5 separate regions of the Mus musculus genome follow, and all the other regions are linked to region 1. The links are chromatin loops, found by intact Hi-C in ENCODE. Cell type or tissue: left cerebral cortex. All regions are shown on one strand.

Evidence for each region. Peaks named below come from ENCODE experiments on the same cell type or tissue, not always from the same donor. Only the 100,000 strongest peaks of a DNase experiment are listed, where the experiment ranks them.
Region 2: a loop joins it to region 1, with 3 times the contacts of the local background. A loop is called at or near these places in 2 of 42 quality-filtered maps.
Region 3: a loop joins it to region 1, with 3 times the contacts of the local background. A loop is called at or near these places in 3 of 42 quality-filtered maps.
Region 4: a loop joins it to region 1, with 4 times the contacts of the local background. A loop is called at or near these places in 2 of 42 quality-filtered maps.
Region 5: it touches region 1 in a loop (2.7-fold over the local background); 9 of 42 quality-filtered maps call a loop at or near these places.

The regions. Positions count from the first base shown.
Region 1 is chr2:109,673,360-109,678,359 of GRCm38, forward strand. It overlaps a transcript of Bdnf not described here. Among named protein-coding and RNA genes, the nearest start is that of Bdnf, 18 kb to the right of the region's middle. In left cerebral cortex, CTCF peaks have their summits at 351, 2,918 and 4,982; DNase peaks (open chromatin) are centred at 355, 552, 599, 857 and 7 more places; H3K4me3 peaks cover 4,751 bases; H3K27ac peaks cover 1,935 bases.
Region 2 is chr2:108,032,425-108,037,424 of GRCm38, forward strand. No RefSeq gene overlaps it. Among named protein-coding and RNA genes, the nearest start is that of Gm23749, 45 kb to the right of the region's middle. In left cerebral cortex, a CTCF peak has its summit at 2,659 (motif pointing right); DNase peaks (open chromatin) are centred at 76, 344, 1,246, 1,636 and 1 more place.
Region 3 is chr2:108,821,673-108,826,672 of GRCm38, forward strand. No RefSeq gene overlaps it. Among named protein-coding and RNA genes, the nearest start is that of Gm39905, 57 kb to the right of the region's middle. In left cerebral cortex, no CTCF peak of the experiment used is centred here; DNase peaks (open chromatin) are centred at 2,538, 4,511 and 4,925.
Region 4 is chr2:108,808,426-108,813,425 of GRCm38, forward strand. No RefSeq gene overlaps it. Among named protein-coding and RNA genes, the nearest start is that of Gm39905, 70 kb to the right of the region's middle. In left cerebral cortex, no CTCF peak of the experiment used is centred here; DNase peaks (open chromatin) are centred at 2,334, 4,141 and 4,916; H3K27ac peaks cover 255 bases.
Region 5 is chr2:109,278,549-109,283,548 of GRCm38, forward strand. It overlaps Kif18a (kinesin family member 18A), which reads left to right and starts at 2,190. Exons shown (of 17, transcript NM_139303.1): 1 at 2,190-2,345. It also overlaps a transcript of Mettl15 not described here. In left cerebral cortex, no CTCF peak of the experiment used is centred here; a DNase peak (open chromatin) is centred at 2,186; H3K4me3 peaks cover 1,256 bases; H3K27ac peaks cover 479 bases.

The DNA.
Region 1 (5,000 bases):
ACAGAAATTTTAAAGGACTGGGTGGTCCAAAACTTCAGAGCTATCCACCATCTTCCGCAACATCTCCCTGCCTCATCCCTGCAGTCAATAGCGCCACAGCCAGGGCCAGTGATGCCTTTGGTGGGGTCCATTGGTGGGAACTCCAGAGGAAGAGCAAAATCATGGTGTCGGCACCAAACCGGGGAAACCTGAAAAGCAGCGTCCGGGGACTTCCCAGGGCACTCGCACTCATCCGAGCTGCGGGTATCTCCATAACAACTGGTTTACATTACATTCATTCTCGGCTCCTCTGCTTCGCTGCGTAAGCTAAGCTGAGGGTAGGCAAAGGAAGACTCTAGTGAAGAGATACCTGGAGCTAGCGCCTCCCTATGTTGGGGGATATGGTTAACTCTGGACTTACAGCTCATTTCTAGAGATTTCCGGACATCTGCCTAGGATCTCAGCCTAAGGGCCTTGCCCTTCCCCCACTGCACCCCTCCCCCACCGCATCCGCCTTTCAAGAGATTATTTTTACACGCCCGCGCACACGCGCACACACATACGGGGGGAGGAGGTTTATTTTATTGTGACTCTTCTTGAAGTTCATCTCTTTCCTTCCAACTTACTTTCCTCCAACACGTGACCTCTCCACTTCCCAGCCTGCGCAGTCACTAGTGGGAAGTGTAGTGGCCAGCGCGAGGCTTCCTGGGAGAGCCCCCCCGCCCGAAGCCCACCTCCTGGAGCTTGCGGCTTCAGTTCTCAACCCCGGGAAGCACCCAAAATAGGGCAGCGACTCTGGGGAGGAAGCACGGAGCCGGAGCCGACGCGGAGCTGGGAGACTAGCGCCGATCTTCCCCTCCTAGCCTACACCTTTTCGCTCAGAGCTCCAGGGCGGACCTAGCCGCGCACAGAGGCTGTTAACTCTCATTTGAGAAGCCATAAGCCATTAGAGCAAACGCAGTCATAACTTCATTCAACTCAAGCCGCTTGAGAGCTTGGCTTGCACAGGTTCCTGTGGGCAACTAGTGGCTCGCCCGGGTGCCTCTCGCCTAGTCATCAGTCCCTAAGAGGAAAAGGGAAAGTTGTGGGGCTGATGCGCTCTTCGATTCACGCAGTTGTTCCCTAGAACAAGTCACTCCCGCTCCATCACCCAGCCCCCCCCCCCCCTCCCATTTGATCATCACTCACGACCACGTCCGCTGGAGACCCTTAGTCATGGTGGGGGAGGGGCACGAACTTTTCTAAGAAGTTTCCTTTTTACCAAGGGAGTCACAGTGAGTTGGTCACGTAACTGGCTCAGAGAGGCTGCCCTGGCCCCCTCCCCTCGCCCCCTCCCCGCTGCGCTTTTCTGGTATTCTTATTAAAGCAGTAGCCGGCTGGTGCAGAAAAGCAACAAGTTCCCCAGCGGTCTTCCCGCCCTAGCTTGACAAGGCGAAGGGTTTCTTACCTGGCGACAGGGAAATCTCCTGAGCCGAGCTCATCTTTGCCAGAGCCCCAGGTGTGACCTGAGCAGTGGGCAAAGGATCGGCGTGCAAATTGGATTATTTTTATGGGGGTACTCTGAAACTCCCTCACTTTCTCTGGGAACTTTTTGTGCTAGGGCTCAGTGACAGGCGTTGAGAAAGCTGCTTCAGGAAACGCCCGCTATATAGCAGGGCAATTGGACAGTCATTGGTAACCTCGCTCATTCATTAGAATCACGTAAGAACTCAAAGGGAAACGTGTCTCTCAGAATGAGGGCGTTTGCGTAAATCTATAGGTTTTTCAACATCGATGCCAGTTGCTTTGTCTTCTGTAGTCGCCAAGGTGGATGAGAGTTGAAGCTTTGCGGATATTGCGAAGGGTTATTAGATTCATAAGTCACACCAAGTGGTGGGCGATCCACTGAGCAAAGCCGAACTTCTCACATGATGACTTCAAACAAGACACATTACCTTCCTGCATCTGTTGGGGAGACAAGATTTTAAGACACTGAGTCTCCAGGACAGCAAAGCCACAATGGTGAGTAGCAATAAACCGTGCATTATAATTGAAAAATCTTGACATGTTGCCTAACAACAGGCATATCATGGCTCTTCCTAGCACTTCACACGCCAAAGAACAGCAGCTATTCAGGCCAGGGGAATCGGGTTTACCCACTGCAAGTTTAATTGGAATCATTTGAGATTTAACACAGCAGTGGGGAACTGCGTGGAACAAACTTGGAACTGGAGGGGGTTGTTATACTGGCTGTTCAAAGCTGATGCTTGTCTGACAACCGTCTTGTATTCCATCCTTTGCTTTACTGTATGGTGTGTGAGCATATTGTATGATTTATATGTGGGCATATAATTGACATCCGCAAGGGGGTTAATTTCAATCTAAAAACAATAATGTTATTAGTTTGGGGCTGGGGTGGAGAGGGTAAGAGTGGGTTAGAGACTAAGAGTTTAGGTGAGGATAGTGGTGGAGTTGGGGGCGAGAGGAATAAGTCAGAAGTGTCTATCTATAATGAAATGGGTAATGCTCGCATACGTGGAAAGGGTCTCATCAACATGTGATCAACTATTAACAGGATGGCTTTGGCAAAGCCATCCACACGTGACAAAACGTAAGGAAGTGGAAGAAACCGTCTAGAGCAATATCAAGTACCACTTAATTAGAGAATATTTTTTTAACCTTTTCCTCCTCCTGCGCCGGGTGTGTGATCCCGGAGAGCAGAGTCCATTCAGCACCTTGGACAGAGCCAGCGGATTTGTCCGAGGTGGTAGTACTTCATCCAGGTATTCTTTTCCTCGCTGTCAAGCCAACCCGGTGTCGCCCTTAAAAAGCGTCTTTTCCGAGGTTCGGCTCACACCGAGATCGGGGCTGGAGAGAGAGTCAGATTTTGGAGCGGAGCGTTTGGAGAGCGAGCCCCAGTTTGGTCCCCTCATTGAGCTCGCTGAAGTTGGCTTCCTAGCGGTGTAGGCTGGAATAGACTCTTGGCAAGCTCCGGGTTGGTATACTGGGTTAACTTTGGGAAATGCAAGTGTTTATCACCAGGATCTAGCCACCGGGGTGGTGTAAGCCGCAAAGAAGGTAAGCACCGGGGCGGGGACCCTGCATCCCCAATTCTTGAGCTATTTTGATACTCGATCTTCCGGAAAGGACGCGTAGTGGAGAGGAGGAAGTGGAGAGAGAGCATGAGAAATGGTTGTTTCTTGGTATTTGGCTAGTTTAAATTGACCTAGGTGAGAACCTGGGGCAAATCGAGGTGGAGGAAGCTCAATCTTCCTGCGGATATAATGAGTTTAGTTAACTTGGAACTGCAAATATCTGATTCAAATGTAAGATTTCTCTCATTCCCCCTTTCCCTCCCTCTTTTCCGTTCTTTTTGCTTGTGTGTGGTGTGTGTGCGTGTACAGTAGATTCATTACTAATTATGAAGCTTTTTACACAACATTCGATTTCCTAAGATTTGACTTTGTACCATTTAGAACAAGAGGATGGAGGGAATGTGCAGTGGGGAAAGAGGAGGTGGAAGCTGGGAGAGGGACGGAGGTTAGCTAAATACCCACAAAAATGAATCAAGGTAATTTCAGCTCCTCTAGTGAGGAGGATTCATTCTCTCGGTATCCCTGCCTCCCTCTCTTTCCCCCCTCCCTACCTCCTTCCCGCCCCCCTTTTCCACCCCGCCCCCTCCTCCTGCTTCCATCCCTCCCTCATTTTCTCTCTACCTCTCCATCGCCCTCACGATCCTCGATGGATAGTTCTTTATGTTTGGGTGATTTTTTTTTTTTACCCCTTTCTATCATCCCTCCCCGAGAGTTCCGGGTGCTGGCTTGGAGGGCTCCTGCTTCTCAAGGGAAGGGGGGCCGCTGAGACTGCGCTCCACTCCCTGCCGGGCCGGATGCTTCATTGAGCCCAGGTCCGAGTCAGGCGGGGTAACTCAGGGAGGAGGGGGGTGCTCCGCTCCGGAGTGGAAGGTCCTTTCTAGATCGAAGAGCCCGGGAACGGCCCGGGGAGGGGGCCTGGGTGGTTTGTGGAGGTGGAGAAGAACACTCCTAGCTCCGTGCGGCGGCAGGACCGAGCCACCAATCAGCGGGGCGCGCAGACCGCCCAGCCAAGCGAGGTTGTGTCCACTGACGCGGGTGGAGGGCCCGGGCTCCCCGCCGAGCTGCCGCCACTACCTGGGTGGCCTGGTAGCCTAGCAGGGAGTGAAGATGGAGGGATTGGAGATAAGCTAGACTCCGGCTGGGAGCCGCCCAGTCTTTTCCTCCAACTCCCCTGCCCCCGCCTGCGCCCCCAGGGGACTCGGTGCGCCCGGAGCGTGCCACTGCGCTGTCCTCCAGCCTCTCTTCCGGGAGTTCAGGGACTTGCGTGCCCCCGGGCGGGGGGCGGGGAAGACCTCTCCACACTCTTACAACCCCCCATTCCCACCGCTTCCACCGCCCTTTGTTCAGGCCAGGAGCTTTGCCCTGCCGCAGCTTTCGGAGTAAGGCTTGGTGCCTTGGGACCCCTCCCCGGATAAGGCTTGGGATGCGGGTGAGGGGCGTTATTGGGGGGAAAAGGAAAGATTTCCAAAACTCAAGACTCAAGATTATTTTAATGAACGAAAGCATCCCAACTCTGCGCAGGTGGAAATGATGAATTCATAGACGATGCTAGGATATTGTGGAAATTTGGGGGGGTGAGGGGGGTGGAGAAAGAATGAAAAACAGGCAGTTGGATCAGATGACTGCCCATAGGCTGTTCGCCACACAAAGGGAGCGTAGGGCAGGGTTTACGGATCAAGCCTGCAGCGAATGGGGCACAGACAGTTCCGGGATCCAGGCGTTTTCTCAGTCAGATCTACGCGAAAGGAGCGGAGGGGAGGGGCCGGGAGGGAAGCGTGGCGGGAGGGGCAGGGCTTGGGGGCGGGGGGATTTCGGATCAGTCTGATGCAATTCCAAGCGTGCTGCAAAGGAACTCCAAGGCGCCCGCATCACCATCGCCACCCACCCTTCCCAGATGGTGCTGTTTTAAATACGGATCTGCAGGGCTGAACGCAGAACTGGGAGATT
Region 2 (5,000 bases), 1.6 Mb before region 1:
CATCCAACAGTGGTTATTTAGAGAGTGGAGATCCTGAACTGTTGTTTGCATGCAGATGGAGAAGTCCTCAGAAGGTGCTAAGTACCCTGTGGAGTAGTCTCTCCCCAACCTAGACACCAACTGGAACACTCCAGAGAAAGCAAAAGAGGACTGAAGTTCAATTGGTTCTTTGGAGGAGAGAAATCTGTAGAACAACATGTCTTTCAACATTCTGAATATTCAGGCTTATTTGTTCACAGGGTCACCATTGCTAGGAGTCACGACTAGGGGTTCCTCTTACCTATTTTATTTGGGAAGTTAGACCAGGAGGCAGAGGAGGTGAATTAGGTCTGATGCTGAGATGACTCAGCCCCAGCCTGGGCCTTGGCTTTCACAGCCACGCTTCAGTGACTCATTTCTCTGGCACTGTCTTTGTTAACTCCTGGGATCAGAAGAAGTGTCCTGTTTACATAGCCCTACATATGGCTGACTGGCTCTGTTTTTTGTTTTAAAGGAGCTGCTTGTTTCCATCCTGTACCTGATTGGTGGCTTTACTGTCAAGTAAAATGACCCTGGTATGTCACCTTGTGACTTAGTCCTCATCTTTGCTCCACTCAGACGACCTCCTTTTCCCCTCCTCCCCTAACCTTTTAAGGCATAAGTGTGTGACTTTTTTTCAAAAGAAAGGCCTGTATTGTTTACTTGAGCCCCTCCAGACCATTCTCACAATGATGTAATATTTTTCAATACCAGGATTGGGTTTTAGCATGCATTCTTGTTCTTACTGCCTTAAGTGATATTATTATTATTATCATTTTAAAGTATATTAGTGCTTCAGTTTAGATGTCAATCAAACTCTGGACATCGTGTCAAGGAATATTCCCTCTGGGAATGACTGTCAGCCCCCTAGCACCTGGATTTCTAAGGATAGCACCATGGAGCAGTCTAGGAAGAGAAATAATTAGTATCCCCCCCACCCATCCCGCCCTTTACAACATGCTTTCCCTGTAGCTTTCTGAGTTTTCATCCCCCCACGCCTCCACAGAGACCCCAAAGGAATGAGAAGACAAGCAGGAAAGTGGTCCATGGCCCACCTCTTTTTAGCAAACTGCCTCTGATCATGCCCACTGCAGCTTATCCAACACAGGCCTTTTGGGATTCTTTCTGTTGCAATGTCATTATTCGGCTCCCCTGTTGCAGTGTTTCCAAGGTAAAGAATAGCATTCTCCCTGATGCTTTGGACAAGCTGTCCTGATTCAGCAGGAGAAATCTGAAAATCGTGATGTTTGCACGCTTCCTTATCCATTATTCAAATCCATAGACTCTGAGCATTTAGGGAGGAGCTGCCTCCTGCACTAAAGGGAAAATCACTCATTCAAGTGACTGATGTGAAAATCAATTGCTTCACTCTCTTTTTTTAAAGATATCATTTATCTCTGGCTTCCTTTCTATGTAGATAGTCACCAACTTCAAGGGGTTAAAGATAGAATGAACGTATGTAGCACAGTGTATTTTTGGCCAAGGGATATCCTGATGCTTAGTCTAAAACCCATCCCATCCCCCAAGCAGTTCCTGCCACAATAGGGCTGTAATTGAAATGCCGACTGTTGTGCTCTATCTGTGTAAGAGAGTACAAGTGTTAATGACAGCCTGTTTTCAGCATTCGAATCTGAGGAATAAAGCTGCCAATGTGTGATCACACAGCAACTCTAAACAACCCCATGCCATGCAAAAAGGAAAAATGGAGTAGTTATGAGAATCAGGCTCCTGTTTCCTTGGTCTTCCTGGTGAATACCTCCTGTAAAGGAGAGAGATTGTCAATTACTCTGCCACTGTCAGAGTTTATAGATGGAGGGTACCTCAAAAGGCACAAACACAAAAAACTTCAGCTAGGCGTCTCGGAACACAGCTTTAAGAAACATTTCCACCCTTGCTGATATGCTTTTACAGGATTAAACGAGAAAAAGGTAACAAAAATTCAATTACTGTCTTCGTCAAAAAAATGCTACCTGTAAGTTAATGGGACATCAATGTGCTGTTCTTTAGTGTGAGTCTGGAGAGGCCTGTCTCTTTTCCTTTCCCCAGCCCTGCTTTCACACTGGAGGGTCATCTTTGAACTGCCTTAAGAATAAGTGCAGCAATGCTTCCTGTTCAAAAGCCCAGCACTTGGTCTTGAACCCATTTTTCTGGACACAATCCATCTCTCTCTTTGGACACTCATTATACTAGAAACGATTTGGGTGTTCTAGGTAAATGATGAGGAGCCAAAGGGACTGTTTAGCCTCTGTGCTTCTTTCCATGTATTTATGTGGGTGAGTAGTTCTTGCTGGAGAGGCATTGCCTATTCAGATACTACTAATACTATTCTACCACTACAACTACGACTACGACTACGACTACGACTACTGCTTCCTTTTTATTCTTTACTGCTATCCTATCACAGTGGAAATCATTCAATGTCTTGCTTTCATTCCATTGACAAGCTTTCTTGTGAGTCGATTGGGTAAAGGAGATGCTTTCCCTAGCGCTGGGAAACTCCCATTAGGAAGAAAAAACGTTTGTATGCAATATTTAATTGCTGGTTACAGAGTCTTCAGTAGTTTGCCCTTCATTTGGCACAGCAGGCTTTGTTGAAAAGGGCTAACCACAGAAAATCTTTTACTGTGGTAAAAGAGGCACCAGAAGAGGGTGCCATTTATAGTCACAGAGAATCCAAACAGAACTGCCAGGACGAAGAAAATGTGTCCAAGTGAGGAAGTGTAGTGAGGGTGAGCAGGTGTGACAGATGCTCAGACAGTCAGTTTTCTAATTTTTTGTGCACTGTGATAATGTGTGTGCTGTTTCCAATATCAGCTAAAAAACACATGTCAGCTCATTAATGTCTGGGAATGGGCTATTAGTTCTATTACTACTTTCCTATATGACTGTAAGACCAATTCTTAACTAAGAAGGTATTTTATGTTCAACAAAATATTGAGCCAATGTACAAATGCATCTACACACTTATAGGCTATTTGTTATAGCTATGTGACCGACTAAGAAATAGGCATATCTACTGTAACATAGTTAAGGCTCATGCATATTTTCGTTGCTCTTTTAATTCTAGAAAATTTTCAGAATCTCTTCTTCCTTTTACTTCATTCTTAGAGTTTACTGAGAAGTTACCTGTTTCATATAAACCATGTTTTCTATGTTTACAGTCCTTTTACTTACAAGAAGGAATGCCACAATAGGTTGGGAAACATGCTAATAGTCATCTTTCAAAATAGTTAAATAGTCAGACTGGTAATGATGCAGAAAATGGTTGGGCCTAGATATTGCTAATGGGAATGAAAATTGCTCTCACAATTCTGAGGGAAAATGTGGCAATAAATTATCTATATACTGAATATGTATACTTCTTGACTCAGCAATTCCTTCTCTGGGAATCAAACCTACAAGAAAAAGGGGGCTATAGCCTGCAAAGATATAGCTATACATTTCCTACCCTTGTTTCCTTTCTGTGATCAGAAAACAATAAAAACAAATTTAATGCCTCATCATGGAAAAAAGTAAATGATAGCAGTTCCTCATGTGATTCAGCTTTAAAATAATCCCATGAACTATAAGAAATGTTACTGAAAAATAAAATTTAAGAAGATTAGTGTACAAAATATCACCATTTGACTTAGTTTCGTGAAAAGGAAGTATATATTTGAAAAGATTAAAAGTTAGAGTTATATAATTGAAAGAAAAATGAGTGAGTATTTTTCAAAATATATAAATGAATGAAATGAAACATTTTTTTTCTTTTTCCATCTATACTTCTGAGTTTCATAAAAATGACTCAATTATAATTTTGATAAGAAAATGGAATTGTTCAAATGAGACAGAAATGGTTAAATAGGAAAAATCTTATGGGTTTGGGTTTCTAAGACATACATTGTTAGTATAATACAATTGTCTGTTTTTTGTCATAAGTGTACATGCAATTATTTCAATTGCAATAATTATGCACTATGCTGTCTAGCTACAGAGTACATTAACATACCTTTTAATGGAATGTTAAGACAATAAAAGAGAAAATAGAGATACAGTATTACTTATTAGCACTTGACCTAAGTTAATTACAACTCGCATATTATCCACAAGTATTGAATATACTTTCAGATACTATTTAATTAGAAATCTGTTTCGAAGTCTGTCATCTCCTATGCACGCAATTATGCAGGTTTTACTTTCCTAAATGGGTTTTCTTTTTACTTACCCAAATGTAAGTATATTATTTTAGAGATTATTTCTGCCTTGCATTTCAATGGCATAATGGTTAACATCCTAACTAGTAGACAATTATATGCAAAATAATATTGGAGCATACTGAGTTAGGAAACAATATCACATTTTACTGGTTGGATTTTGGTTTAGTCTGGAGATATGGTGAAGAATGCATAAAAACAAAGATATCCACTTAGTTTGCTTCATTACTTTTAAGACTTCATTCATGCTCATAAAGATCACAGTTTGCTAATAGCTGTTTCATGATGCTTCAAAGGTTAGATCCTATCATGAAAGTACACCTTTTCCATTCTGGCACTATTACCTAGGACTTAAGTCCTAAGAATGCCATTCTGACTGAGGCATGGAATCCTTTAATGAATAAACTATGGAAATCTATCCACCTTTCATTTAGAATCCTATAATAGAATATCGTAATCTGCATGACTTATGCAGAAATATATTTCTCCCATATCATCTTCATTCTGAGAATTTCAAGTCCAAAGCTTCAGGAGGCTCTGTGACTTTTAGCACTCTGTTTCCTTGATCCTAGAAGATGCCTTTCTGTGTTTTGTTTTCAATTGAAAAGAGGCATGCTACTTCCTAGGGGGAACTATTATTTTTTAACTACCTAATTTATTAACCTATTTGTAATACTACACCCCCAGTCTCTAAATGTGTATGTGTGTGTATAAGAATATGAATCTTTAGGGAATATAGGACTGATTAGGTCATTAATCTGATCCTGATTTAACATAGGTACCTGG
Region 3 (5,000 bases), 850 kb before region 1:
CTTTCTCTTCTACTGGCTTTGTGTGTACACAAACCCCAAGCCACCAGAACAGGAGTTTGAATCAAAGTCCTAAAGTGTTTTCTAGAAGACCACCTTTATCTCAAGTTTCAGCAACATATAAAACTTCACCTATGAATATAGTCTCTGTCCTTCAGCTGAGAGACTCAAATCTGTGCCCCAAATCTGTTGACAGAACCTGCCCACTTTCTAGAGTGACTGCTATTACCTGCTGCATCATTCACTCTTAACAAAGCTAAGGAGAGCAGAGGCAGAGACAGATTCTCAAACTAAAACAAAAACATTGGAAGGGCTTTTGGAATCTAGAAATAATGGATTCAAATATACACACAGTCACACAGATTTCCCTATTCAGGTAAACAGAAAATTGGGAGAGAATAACCTTAGTTCTAATTCCAGATTGGTTAAATCCAAATTGGTGAGTTTTAATTAACATTAAAAAGGATGGGTTAATTATTACATCATACATATGTATCTTATAACTTGTTCATATGCACCCTTCCATTACCCATGCTCATTCCCTTACCTTCTCATTTTTACTTGTCTCTTTTCCACAAATGCAAATAGCTCCCTTCTGCATTTATGTGTCACCCCACACACACATACACACAAATGCTTTGATTCTGCATATTAGAGAAAACAAGAGACAGGTTGGTATTTGTTTTACTGAGTCTGGTTTACTTTGCATAGAATGATGATACATTCCCATCCATTTTTGTTCATGAGAAATAAAGTTCCACTGTGTTTGTGTGGTGTGTGTGTGTGAGAGTGGGTGTATGTCTGTTCATGCATATTCACACAAGCATACACAAGCTATTATATGTGTCACACTTTCCTTATGTATCCTTTTATTAGTGAACACTTACAATGTTCTCATATTTGAGTATTGTTAACAACACTGCAATAAATACAGACCTATAAAGATCTCTGTGGAATGACCTTGATTTGATCTGCCCAGTTCTTTGTTATTGGTTCATATGGTAACTCCATCTGAAGAATTTCCGGATATATTTGCTTACCTAAGCAATATTAGTTTAAACAATCACTAGTAAAATTTCAGACTATTAATCTTAAAAACAGGTATAACATCCCATGATGATACTATAAAGCTTAGAGGAGAAAAGGAACATGAAGGTGTAATATAAACTGCTAATTCCTATATAAATAAGGACTCATTTTTTTCTTTATAGAAAATAAGTTTTAAAGACTTACACTAACAGCATCAAAAAAAAATGTCAGAGCATCCAGATATGTACATTTAGCAAGTGATTTATAGATGCCTCAAACACATCATGTTTACTTTGGAAGCAATAAGAGATGTGCCCAACCCAAAAATGCCACCAACCATAGATATAGCATCCATTCTGTGGTGAAGGAGGAGAAAGACTAGGATTCTGTACTAATTACCGTATTCCTAAGCAACAAATAGCATAAGAATATGTATAAAACTTAATTAGGCATGGACTTCTATGACCTACTTGTTAATCTTAGCATTAGCTTTATGATTCAATATTAATTTGATATCATAGTAGGCATAGTAAGAATATAGAAGAAAATAATCCAGTACTTTCCTAAGAGAGAGTTTACTCAGTCAATTGGTTTAAAAATGTCACTTTAATTCAGCATTCCTTTATATACCCATTGCTCACAGGTTCAATCATTCTATCAACTAACATTAAGGTTATAGTGTACTAAACCAAAAGATTGCACTCAAGTATTAAACAATAAAACCTACACATTATGAATTGGAGTCAAGATATACAAAATGAATGTTAAGAGACAAGTGAGTTCATATATGTAGATTAGGTGTATCAGTTTATATAAGGAACTAATCTTAGAATGTTCACATGGCATGTGTAAGGCAAAGTATTGGTAGAATAATACCAATCCAAGCCTGTGTCGATAGATAGATCCATGAGGATACTCATAGGCTAATACAAGTACTGTGTTTACCTAAAAGGTATGGCCCAATAGTGCATATGGGGTGCAGTAAATGATCAGATATTGACACATAATGAGCATGAGCATATATAACATAATCCTTATTAGTGATACTACGCTGAAAAGGATAATATATATATATATATATATATATATATATATATATATATATATATATATATTTAATGAGTACACAGTACACACCAATGGAGATTTACGAACCTATATATACATACACACACACACACACACATATATATAAACATATATATATATACACACACACATACATATATGTGTATATATACATATTTTTTAATGGGTACACACCAATGGAGATTTATGGATTGTTTAGTAACTTTAAAATTAGCATATTAGCATTCTGGTTTCATGTATCAGTTCATTGTGAGTACAGGCAGGGATAGCTTTATGATCAGTTTTCTGTACCTGAGAGGATGTAGACCATACTATGTCCTTTTACATCAACCAACTGGGCTGAGAAATGGTGTTACTCTAAATACATTCTCACTGTATCAGCCAATCCTACTTGCTTTTGCAAGCATGTTGGCATAGAGCATAGATGCTGGTGCCAAGACTACTTGGATTTAAATCAAAGCAGAATGAATCTGGGCAAGTTTCTTCATCTCTTTGTACCACAGGTTGGAAGCCACTTTGTGCCTTGTATGTAGATGATGATCCCAGTACCATGGAATGATTGAAGTACTGAATAACTTGTATCTTCAGTACAGAACTAGTCCCTAATACACTATATAACCCCATCATTATTACTGTTGTTATTATTTTTATTAGATGGTTTGTGTGTGTATGTGTGTGTGTGTGTGTGTGTGTGTGTGTGTGTGTGTGTGTGTGTAGATCAGAGGGCAACTTGTGTAAGTTGGCTCTCCCACTACATGGGTCCTGGAGCTTAAACGGGTTATTTGACTTGGCAGAAAGTGCCTTTACTTTCTAAGTCATTTCTCTGGCCAGCCATTTTTAATATCTTATCTTAGCTTTCCTTTATTTATATACCTCTTTCCGTTCCTATTATCCCCCTTCATTCAACTTTCTGAAGTGCCAATCGTGCAAATGCTGGTAAGTCCCAATTCACTTAGAAATTACAAATGAGGAGAGTAGAAAGCCAGAGACCACGTGACAGATGACCTTGAAACTTGGACATTAATCGGTGACAAACCATGATCATCAGAAGAATATAACCTAAGGATGGATGAAGAAATGTGTGGCCCATTGTTGTAGGTGGCCACTTGGGAGACAATTTAAAAGAGGTGGGTAGTTGGAAGGAATTAAACTAACTAAGTGATGGTGGCAATAATTCCAAGAAACAGAAATGATAATTGAAAAAAAGGAAATGAATTAGGAAGCCATGAAGAGAGTACAGAATATAGGGTAGAGTGCTAGGTTAGAAACAGAGCCTTACATAGCATTATAGCCAAGCTGAGAATCTACCTCAGATATTTAGTCATCATGTACATCAGTTTACACATCAGAAAAATGTTAAATACCCTTCAGGTTCACATAAGTATTTAATGTTTTATCGAGACCAGAAATTAAATCATTGTTATGATATCATTGTTACTCTAGTAACAATCAGGTACACATGAGTGTCTGGCAAAGTACCTAAATCAGAGTAACATGGATGCTAAGGGGAAACTTTGCACTAGGATCTTTTTAGGTGTGGCTTCAGTGAGTAGGTAGGTAGTGAAGTGAATGACTAAAACAGGGAAAGAGAAGCACAAGCCGTTTTTTACGGTGTTTTGAGATGCTTAGCCTGTCCAAATGTGTGTGTGGTGTGTGTATATACAGAAGAAAAGCTACTGCTGAAATGTTTGCTTTCTTCAATTTTTAGATGAAGAAGTTAAGGCTTTGAGCAATAAAAATATTGCACAACTTTCAAAGGATTATACTCATGGCTGAATATAAAGTCTACGTCAAATATGCAAAATGTTCTTCCATATATTGGGAGCTAAGTATTTGTTTATTGTTAGAGTACATGTGTTGTTGCTGCTAACATTTGCTCCAAGTTTGAGCTGCTGAGTGATAGAGGCAGTATTTAAACCCAAGAATGTTCAACTCCAAAGCAAGGTCTACCAAAAGGTGAGTTGTTGGGTATATGCGCCCTACAGTGATGATGGCGACAGACCATGTAATAGGAAGAGAACACATAAGTCTCTGGCCTCTAAAACCATGTAGGTATACACTGGTAACTGGACAATATGGTTTAGACAAAAAGAACATAGTGTGGGACGAAAATTGCAGAGACAAGAACAATGAATCATAAACTCTTTTAAAATTCAGTTGGTTAAAACTGGGGAAAGGAAAATCCATGTGATCTGAGTCCGGGAATAGTATGCATAAATAGAAGAAATTCAGATGACCCAGAAGACCCACCCTAAAAGTGTCAGCTCCCCAAACATAAATTTGAAGATTGGTTTGGGTGAGAAATGAAACACTCTGATTCTGAAACAGCTATGACTAAGACCTCCAGCATCGCTTGGAGTGAAACTTTGGTTGTCAAAAGGAAAGCAGCCAGAGCTGTGTTTGCTTGATGCTTGCAGGAGTTACACTCGTAAGAAATCGTAGGAGGCACACATGGAACTCCCCACCCACTGGGGTTGATAATTCATGCTAATTGTACACATTTCCAAAGCCTCCCGTGTGAGAAGGAAAAAATAAAAATGTTCTCTTAACATTTCTGAAGTTCATAAATGTGGCAAATGTTCAATAACTATATTTAACTCCTGTTGCACATTCTCTAGCCTTAGAAATATATTAACCAACAATTTTATACATGCTGCAAAAGCAGCACACGTTTCTGTGCCTTTCCTTGCCCTTTCTAGGTGACCACTTATGTCCATCACAGTATGGAAAGGGTAGCCCAAGCTTACCTTTTCTAAAGGTTGCACTGATCAAATACACTACATTGACAGTTTATCTTTCTACATTTGCATTTGCTGTTGAATTCCAGTGAAGCTCTAGTCAGCTGGCAGTAAGAACTGCATGCAAAGGCATAGAGTACACAACAC
Region 4 (5,000 bases), 860 kb before region 1:
TTCCACACTTTCTCCTCTATAAGTTTCAGTGTCTTTGGTTTTTATGTGGAGTTCTTTGATCCACTTAGACTGAAGCTTTGTCCAAGGAGATAAGAATGGATCAATTCACATTCTTCTACATGCTAACCACCAGTTGACCCAGCACCATTTGTTGAAGGTGCTGTCTTCTTTTCACTGGATGGTTTTAGCTCCGTTGTCAAAGATCAAGTGACCATAAGTATGTGGATTCATTTCTTGGTCTTCAATTCTATTCCATTGATCTACCTGTCTGTCACTGTACCAGTACCATGTAGTTTTTATCACAATTGCTCTGTAGTACAGCTTGAGGTCAGGGATGGTGATTTCACCAGAGGTTCTTTGATTGTTGAGAATAGTTTTTGCTATTCTAGGTTTTATGTTATTCCAGATGAATTTGAAAATGACCCTTTCTAACTCTGTGAAGAATTTAGTTGGAAATTTGATGGGAATTGCAAGGAGCTACAGAGACAAAATTCAGAGCAAACTGAAGGAACAACCATACAGAGACTGCCCCACTTGGGAATCCATCCCATAAACAACCACCAAACCCAGATACCATGGCAGAGGCCAACAAGATCCTGCTGACAGGAGCCTGATATAGCTGCCTCCTGAGGGCCTTTGCCAGTGCCTGTCAAATACAGAAGTGGATACTCACAATCATCCATTAGATAGAGCACAAGGTCTCCAGTGAAAGAGCTGGAAAAAGTACCCAAGGAGCTAAAGGGGTCTGAAGCCCCTTAGGAGAAACATCAATATGAACCAACCAGTACCCCCAGAGCTCCTTGGAACTAAACCACCAATCAAAGAAAACACATGGTGGGGCATGTGGCTCTAGCTGTATATGTAGCTGAGCATGACCTAGTTGGTCATCAATGGGAGGAGAGGCCCTAGGTCCTGTGAAGGTTCTATGCCCCAGTATAGGGGAAGACCAGGACTTGTAATGGGAGTGGGTTGGGGAGCAGGGGAAGGGGGGAGGGGATAGGGGTTTTTGGAGGGGAAACTAAGAAAGGGATAACATTTGAAATGTAAATAAAGAAAATATCTAATAAAATACACACTAAATCTCTACAAAACCAGAAAATATTAAGAACTAAAAGCCACACAGGGAATTCTATGGAATAATCTAAATAAATATCATTCTAACACTTTGCTTGCCTTACCACAGTGATGCAGTTTCATTGTTTTCTAAATGTCAGCTGTCTTAGAAGAGCATTTGGCTGATGCTAAATTTATGATCAGATGCCCTAGTAATTCTCAATAGTGTAAACAGTCTACATCACCAAATAAGGACAAATCGAACCAACGTGCAGATCAGGTTTTCAGTTCATCAAGCATTTTAGCACTATCATGTTAAAATGTTTAATATTGCATTTTCTACTTCTTGCAGTTGTATGTGCAGGTTCTGTATACATGTTCATGTATGTGCAAGTACACATGGTTGTGTGGGTGTATATGTTCATTTGTGCGTACGTGAATAGAAGCCAGAGTACAATCTCAGAGGCCATTTCTGCAGCACTATCCACTGTTTTTGTTGTTGTTTTAAGGGTTTTTATTTGTTTTCTTCTTCTTCTTCTTCTTCTTCTTCTTCTTCTTCTTCTTCTTCTTCTTCTTCTTCTTCTTCTTCTTCTTCTTCTTCTTCTTCTTCTTCTTCTTCTTCTTCTTTTTTTAAGACAGGTTATCTCAATTCACCCAAAACTCACCAAGAAAGCTGCAGTGCCTGGTTAGAGAGACCCGAGCTGTTGCTGCCTTCTCATTGTTGTGATTGTGAGCACATATCATTGTGCTGTTTTGTTTTGTTTTATTTTGACCTTGTGCTCTTAGAACCATGCTTTACTGACTAACCTATCTCAGTCTTGTTTTATATAATTTTTAGTTAAAATGTTTTAATTGATCATACTAGTGGCAGCCACTGACATTTTCACAACATATATAAAGTATGCACTGGTCGAACTCAGCCTCCTTTATTCGTCCCACACAACTTTCGCCATACCTACTCCTCAACAGTCACGTCTGATGCTTGCTGCTTTCAGGTCTGAGGGAAAGCATGCAGTCCTTGGTTTTCTGTGTCTGGCTTATTTCATTTAACATAATGTTTCTCGTCTGTATTTTAATGTATTTTGAGATAGCATTTCATTCTTCTCTATGACTGAGTAATATTATGTTATATAGAGGTACAAAATGTTCTTTATCAGTTCATCATTTATGGCCACCTGGGTTGGGTCCATCTCTTAGGAGCTATGTCGATGCTGCAGTTATATATGGCCATGCATCTTGTTCACTCTGCTGGTTTCATTTCTTTAGATGTATACCCGAGTGATGAAATAGCTGCTTCATATGGCAGATCCATTTTTATCATAACTCTGTGAGGCAGTTTCCTGCATCCAATTTCTTTTAGGAACAAAGAAAGAAGGCTGAGAATTTTGAAGTAACAGATGAAGATGGACTATGTAATAAGGAGTAGTCATCACTCAGATCCAGTTTTCCTGGTGGAAGTCTTAGATCCTTTCTGCTACTTGTTCCTTTATCATCTCTAATTAAATACCAACAATGAATATTATTTTCTTATTAAATAAGGAAGATTTGGTTTGGAGCCAAATGGAAATTATTTATCAACAACTTTGGTCAACAGGGTGAGAAAAGTTCAGAAGAGAAAAAAATGACCCCAAGAACAATTTTTCAAAGTATGATCCTGACAATCCAAGAAATATAAGCAAGAGAATAAGCATCTTCCCAAGAATTGGTGCAAACAACTGCAAAGTCATACTCTGACACTGTAAAGTACATATCAAAGTATTCTCCAAATTTACCAGAGGGGGAAGTAAAGTTCCTTTCTACTTGAAGAGCTTCATCATTTCAAAAGTCTAAGTTTGGAGAGGAGTATTGGTGGATTGTTTTGTCTTGTTGGAGAGTGTTTAATCTTATGTTGCCCAGGCCCTGGAATTAACTGCTAAAAACATTCTAAATTAATTTGCAACAATTCTCCATCCTCCTGTCTTTTCCATCCAAATTCTGGGAACACAAGAGTGCACTTCCACACCAAATTGAGTAATTTACTCTATAGAGCATGATTGTATTATAATTTTTACATTTTCGTAGGACACCCTCAAGTATTCTCATATTAAATGAAAAAGGAAGGGACTTATAAATTCTATATTTCATATTAAACTTTCCAAAGAAATTCAAAAGACTTGCTCTTGGTCATCTCTGAACAGAATGATAAGTGTGGTCTGGCATAGTTAGGATTGGATTATCCCAAAAAATAAATTATCTTACTGACCTCAGGGACGTACATCCTAAAAAAAAAAAAAAATCCTCCATTATACGTAGAATTCTATTTTAAGAGTGTGTCATATGAGTGGTAGGTGTTTGACACAATGACTAAGGTCTGGAAAATATTTGGATATGAAATGGAGAAAATTAGGTTTTGATTTTAAATAATGTGACAGTCAGAATTACAAAAACTGACAGTAACTTTATAAAAATTTCATAGCTTCTAGAACATTTTCATCTTCCTAATCCTATTTGATTAGAGTTGCTATATTTCTCAAAAAGAAAACATGGTATTAAACTAAAATTCCAAAAAGTGTATCAAATTCTGGAACACTGTAATGTATGTACCCTTTTTAAAGCCCCAGGGAAAGCAAGTCAATTGAGAAAAAATGAAGAAAATGGATAGCTAACTTTGTTGAACAAGAAACACTGCCCCAATAAGTGTACAAGTCAGTTTTTACTTTACAAAAAGGGGGGAATAACAAAATAAAAAGATGAGTTAATTTTCAGTGAATTATTGAGAGAAAAACAGGATTCTGAAGGCATAGCCCCAAACTTGTACAGTGGATGCCAAAAAAAAAAAAAAAAAAAAATTAAAATCCTACTTTACCCTAATACAGCTAGTCAAGCCTCTGCCATTCATTTCTCTAGTAGAGATGGGCAAATGGTCTGTTCCAAATTCACAGCCCTTATCTTCTATTTTGCATGTTTCATAACAGCATTCTAGAAGAAGGAAGACCATCACCACTAACCAACATCTTTCATTCTGGTGTCATCTAAAAATACCTGCAGACAGTATTACCCTGCAATTACCTCACACTCCTGCCCATCAGCCATAGCCACCTCCTACCTCTGGCTCACTAATAGCACAGTCCTGTAGCACCTCCTACTCAGCCAAGCAACACTACTGTAAGCTGCTTTAGACACACTCATATCTATATATATAGTCTCATATATAAATATATATTCAGACATATACTCATGTGCATGCAAAAAAATGTTTTTACAAAAGAAAAGGAAGGAAAGCTCATTATATGAAAGTAGCTGCATTCTGGATAGTTAATGTGATATGTCACGGGGGAAGAAGTTCCTTTTCTGTATGGATCTCCGTAACATGTCCTAGATAGGGGAATCTAATATAATCAGACGTGGGGATTTTTTATTTTGATGACCTTTAAGCTTAAAGCAATTGGGCTTTCCTATTTTAGATCTACTGCATCAAACCTTATATTTCTCTCCTTTAGACACTGTAATGGAATATTATAACATACATATTTATTACAATATAATAATGTTTGTACTAAATTAGAACATTTTCTATTTTAAAGATATTCTACATGATACTATATGTAGCATTCAACAATTTTATCATACATTACTTTACTTTCTTTTTTTAATCATCATTATTTAGTAACTCCCTGAAGTCTTGTCGTGTCCTTTAAATACAGAAATGTTTAAGATAGACTGCAATCACAAGTAGGCACAGGGACAGAGAAACAAGGATGGGAGTGTCTTGTCTCTGATAGCAACAGCAGACAGAATGATTAGAGCAACCACAGCTTGCAGTGCAGCCAGGAGCAGGGAGCCTGTGACTCCTCAGCTCATCTGCACCTAGCAACGAGCCTAAATGAGCACCCTGGAGTAGCACCTAGGGCTGTGAACAGTAACTGAGATCACAGTTGGGAAAGCACTGTGAGGGCGAAAATGGCATT
Region 5 (5,000 bases), 390 kb before region 1:
TTTCTGTCTACTATAAAATAATGGCTCCATGCATCATCCAATTTCTAACCAAAGGTGGAAATTTCAACCTTCTTAACCCTGTACTTTTGGGAAGTTCCGGTCCCCTACCCCGACTCTTTAATTTTGTTAAAAAGCATGAGGTTCTCTCGTCCTGTTATTACTTCTGCCAAATTCATGAGTTGACAACTGCACAATAATAGTATTGGTTGTATTGTTAAAACCTCTCTGTTTTAACCAAATGTATGATTCCTGGAGAGTATGGATCTCATTAGTGGAACCCTGCTATCAAGCAAGTGCAATGCAGAAGTGAAATTAAATGGGTAGTATTGGGATTACATGTGGCGACACTTGTAACACTAAGAAGCCTATATAGTGTGAATGTCAAAACAAGACAAAGATGGAATGTACATGCCTACTTAGTCATTTACCAATATAATTTTTCAAGATAACAAGATAAACATATTTTCAAACTAAATTAAAATATATTATAGTCACTTGACCTAGAAAGTATTTTAAAAACAAATGGCTAATTTTGACTTGGTTTCTTTTACAAGAGAAATACTTCCCTATAAAAGTTTTTCTAACACTTCAGTTTTCTCCTAATAAAATCAAAACAATATGTTTATATCTTATAGTCTGTTTTGAGAATAAAGTAAGGTAATGTTTAAGGGGTTAAAAATATGCCTGAGACACCAAAGGTCAAGCACTATATATGGAAAGAATATTTAAAACAAAATGAACTCTCCTCATTTTTTTTTTTCGAGACAGGGTTTCTCTGTGTAGCCTTGGCTATCCTGGAACTCACCCTGTAGAGCAGGCAGGCCTTGAACTCAGAAATCTGCCTGCCTCTGCCTCCCAAGTGCTGGGATTAAAGGCGTGTGCCACCACTGCCTTGCAAACTCTCCTCATTTTTATTACCAAACCAATGTCACAAAAATGATGATGGCATTAGTTGGTACATATACTATAATAAGAAATAAGTAGTCACTTTATTGACGCACTCTCCAGGGCTCAGAAAAAATTCATAAAACAAAGAATAATGTATAATTTGCAACTCTCCTGATTTTCTTCAGTAGATTTAAGACATAATCATAATCTATGGGATTTCAACGTAAAAATGTGACTAATAGTACTCTGCACTGCTGGGTGTGGTGGCCTATGCCTTTAATCTCAGCACACAGGAAGCAGAAGCAAGAAGATCTCTATATGTTCCAGCCCATTTGTGTCTACATGGCAAGTTCCAGGCCAGCCATGACTACTGGGCAAGACCTTGTTTAAAAATATAAAATAGATTAGATAGATAGATAGATAGATAGACAATAGACAGACACATGCATAAATCCTCTGCCCTGTAACATCCTATTTTTACAGAAATCTAAACTCCAGGAGGGAAGGGATGCTGACTTCAGTGTGTACTAATATGCTCCTAAAATCTGCAAGTAAGAGTTGCTTACTAAATAGAGTCATATAAACAATAACAATGTAATTCAGATCGTACTACTAAATTTTTCTAAAGGGTTGAGAATGTCAACTGATAAAAGGCTTGCCTAGCCAACAATACAAATATAAAATACCCTGCCAATTTTTTAATATTCCCTATGTTTTTAATGCATTTTTCTTTCTAATGTATACATTCAGAAATAATGCAATCTGAAACAAGAAGCCCATGATCCAATAATGTGACTAGGCCAATATATTTAAGTGATTTTTAGTTTGTAAGGTCATACTTGGAGCATGTTAAATGCTGGCAAATAGCAAATATTTTCGCAAATACCAAATATTTTTAATCAGTAATAACGGGAGCAGGCCAGGAAACCCTGACAAAAGAAGACTTGGGACTTGTAATTAATTCACATGGAGGCACCATACCTTCCAAAGCCTGAGTCCTAATCCTTGGGAACTTGACTAATCAGAAAGGGAAAAAGGACAAAATAACCCAGGCCCTTTTACAGGCCCGCAGACTCCGCCTCTCCCCCTAAGAGAAACATCACCCAAAGCCCAGGGCACCCCAGACCCTAGGACTGTGGCAATACTAAATATCCCAGGTGGCTGCTTCCCACCTGCACCGCCGCCCGAGCTCCGCCCACCTCCGTCACGGCTGCCGGAAACGACCGCGCGCGTTGCCACGGCGACGCCCAGGAAAGTAACTTCTCCTCCGGCATCTGAGGCCCAGCCTCTGGCGCCAAACTGCGAGTCGCTCAGGAAAACGTCTGACGTGCTGACGTCATCCGAACGGCAGCCAATGAGATGGATAGCTGGGGAAGCTGGCTTGGGTTTGAATTTGTGGCTGTGTTTGGAGCGCCTGGAAGCCAACTCTGCCAAGTTGTGACGGTCACTTCTTGTAGGTGAGTGAGGTGGGCGCTGTGTCTGGGGACGCGTGGGTTGATTCGAGGGTCGCCGGAGTGGAGGATCCGGTGTCAGGCGACAAATTAGCTTTCGGCGGGCGATGCAGGTCGAGGGTCCCCTCGGTATTGCGGCTTGGAAAGACCCGGAGCTACCGAGTGTGCATGACAAGGCGAGCCTTTCTCAGCACCGAGGTTCTAGGCTTCGCCACTGAACCCCGAGGGGAAGCTGGTCCCTTTCTCAGACTTAAACTGAGGACGCTCACAGTTCAGCCTCCTAGAGCGTGAGGTTCCTTCCGGATTCCAAATTCAGAGTGTCCTGCTTGGGCTGCACATGGGAGTGTGCGACTTCTGGGCTTTACTTCATGGGAGGAGCTTTTGTGCAGAGAGGCTGTCAGGTCAGTCTGGAGCCCAGTTGTAGCCTCAAGCAAAACCGGCCCTGACTGCTCACCTGTGATGCTGAAGGTCACGGAAAAAAAGAAACAAAGACAAAAAAGTGCCAGGAGGCCAGAAAGCAGCCTCTAATCCTGCAGTTTCTGCAGCCTTTTCAGCAGGAGCTCATTTGCCTTGCCTAGTACAAAAAAAGCCAATGCTGACTGTTGCTCATTATAATATGAATGGGGATTACTGGAGTAGAACTAATTTTGTTGGTGACATCAGTCCACTTTGTCCAGTTCCTACCTTGGGTTTTGGAAGGTTTTCTTGACCTTTGATGTTAGAGAATATGAATCCCACAGAGCTAATAAATAGTACTTGCTATTGAATTCAGTGTATGAAAAGAACTATTTCAGTCAGCAGGAATGATTTGCCTTGAGAGGTATTCTCATTGAACCAGTATTTACAGATATTTAAGATTTTTTTATTTTAAAGAGCATTTTGTCCCACTGTAGTTATACTTTTCAATAGACACTATAAATTGACTATGCTGTTAATGCTATGAAAGGCAATAGAAAAACAATTGGCCCACCACCAATACTGATAATCTTCCCTCGTGTTAGTAAGGCAGTCAAATCAGTGACTGACAGAAAGGTTTAAGCCAGATAGAAACTGTAAATGAGGCAAGGTCCCTGTTCTAAACCATGTCGAATCAGAATTTTCTACCTGAGTTGGGAATAATTCGTAGCTATGTCATTGTGCTTCTATACACCTGTTTGGAAGCATTTTCTTTTTCTCAGTCATGAGATTTGGATTTGTAGCTGGGTCCGCTTTCTGTCATATTAGTAATAACATTTGGAAACATTACTAAGTTCCTCCGTATGTGAGGCAACCTTGCATAGTTATTATGCGCGTTGAATGACTTGGGTATGAAGTGTCTGCCATGGTTCCTGGCAGAGAGTAACTCATGTGAGCATCACTGTTACCACCATACTGACCTGGGGAAAGCCTTTCAATCATATTCATTAAGAATACTTACTGTATGGTATCAGAAAAACAAAAGGAAAAAAACCAAGTTACATTTCATAATTCACTCCTTCCAGGAAAAACACAGAGGTGAGCAGTGATGGGGAGTGGGGTAATAGATTCTAATCCAAACATACCAACTAAATAACAATTCACAGGAAGGGGAGTGCATGTTGGCAGACTATTAATTTATTGCTGCAGTCATTACGTGATATATGTATAATGACAGTGTATATCTAGAATGTGTAGAATCCTTAATGCCACCTAAGTATTTTTATTTTTTTTAAAGGAAGTATATAATTTTAATTTTTATGTAGAAAATTCTCAGGGCCTATACATGAGTAAATTACCTTTTGGATTCTATGTATTTTTATATACTTTTATTAATTTAATTATTATTTATATTTGAGAACTGTATAGGTTTAAAATAATAATCCTATTTGCCGTCATTTCAGCATTCTTTTTCTTCTTATATTTCCTAACATATAGATTAATCATACAATTTTGTAGCAGGAAAGGCTCTTAAATACCATTTGCTCTTTAGTTTGAATATTGCCAGTTAGAGCCCCTTCATCATCCTCTTTTATACTCAGTCTTTCAGGAATGGATCAATAGTCTACTGTAATCTATAGACTTACTTTATTCCCACCAAAAAAAATCTTACCACTGGCTCTTTTGTTTCTTCTTTAACAGCATACCATTTAAGATGGAATATGACTTAATTGATCAGGGTCTATACTGTTCTCAAAGCATTGTCCAAAAAGAATTTGCAAATCTTCATCCTATTCCACAGATAACAATTATCTGTTTCATATTAAACATGGTCTTTGTACTTGATATAGAATCAACTAGATACCAGACTTTTAGCCATGTTTGAAAAAGAAAACATCACTTTAATGTAGGAGAAGGGAATCTTTGCTTTCTGGTGCCCTAGCTAAAGAACAAAGAGGAATAGGAAATAAGATCAATCTTAAAATCTGTAGCAGGTTGAGACACAAAGTTACACTTGACATTGTACTTCTTAAAACTCCTTTAAGAGACTGTCAAAATTTCTTCTCAAGTATCACTTGAATCCTTACTGCATTTTAAAATAACTATAGAAAGTTCCAATTAGCTTTAAACTCTTTAATCCTCATTAACTATTTTAAAAGCTTGGTCCCATCCTTATTCTAATTTTATCGTTTTAAACAATGAAAGATTGACCATAATTTTAAAGAATCATACATCTTTCCTACTCTCTAAAGTCAAGAAAATGAA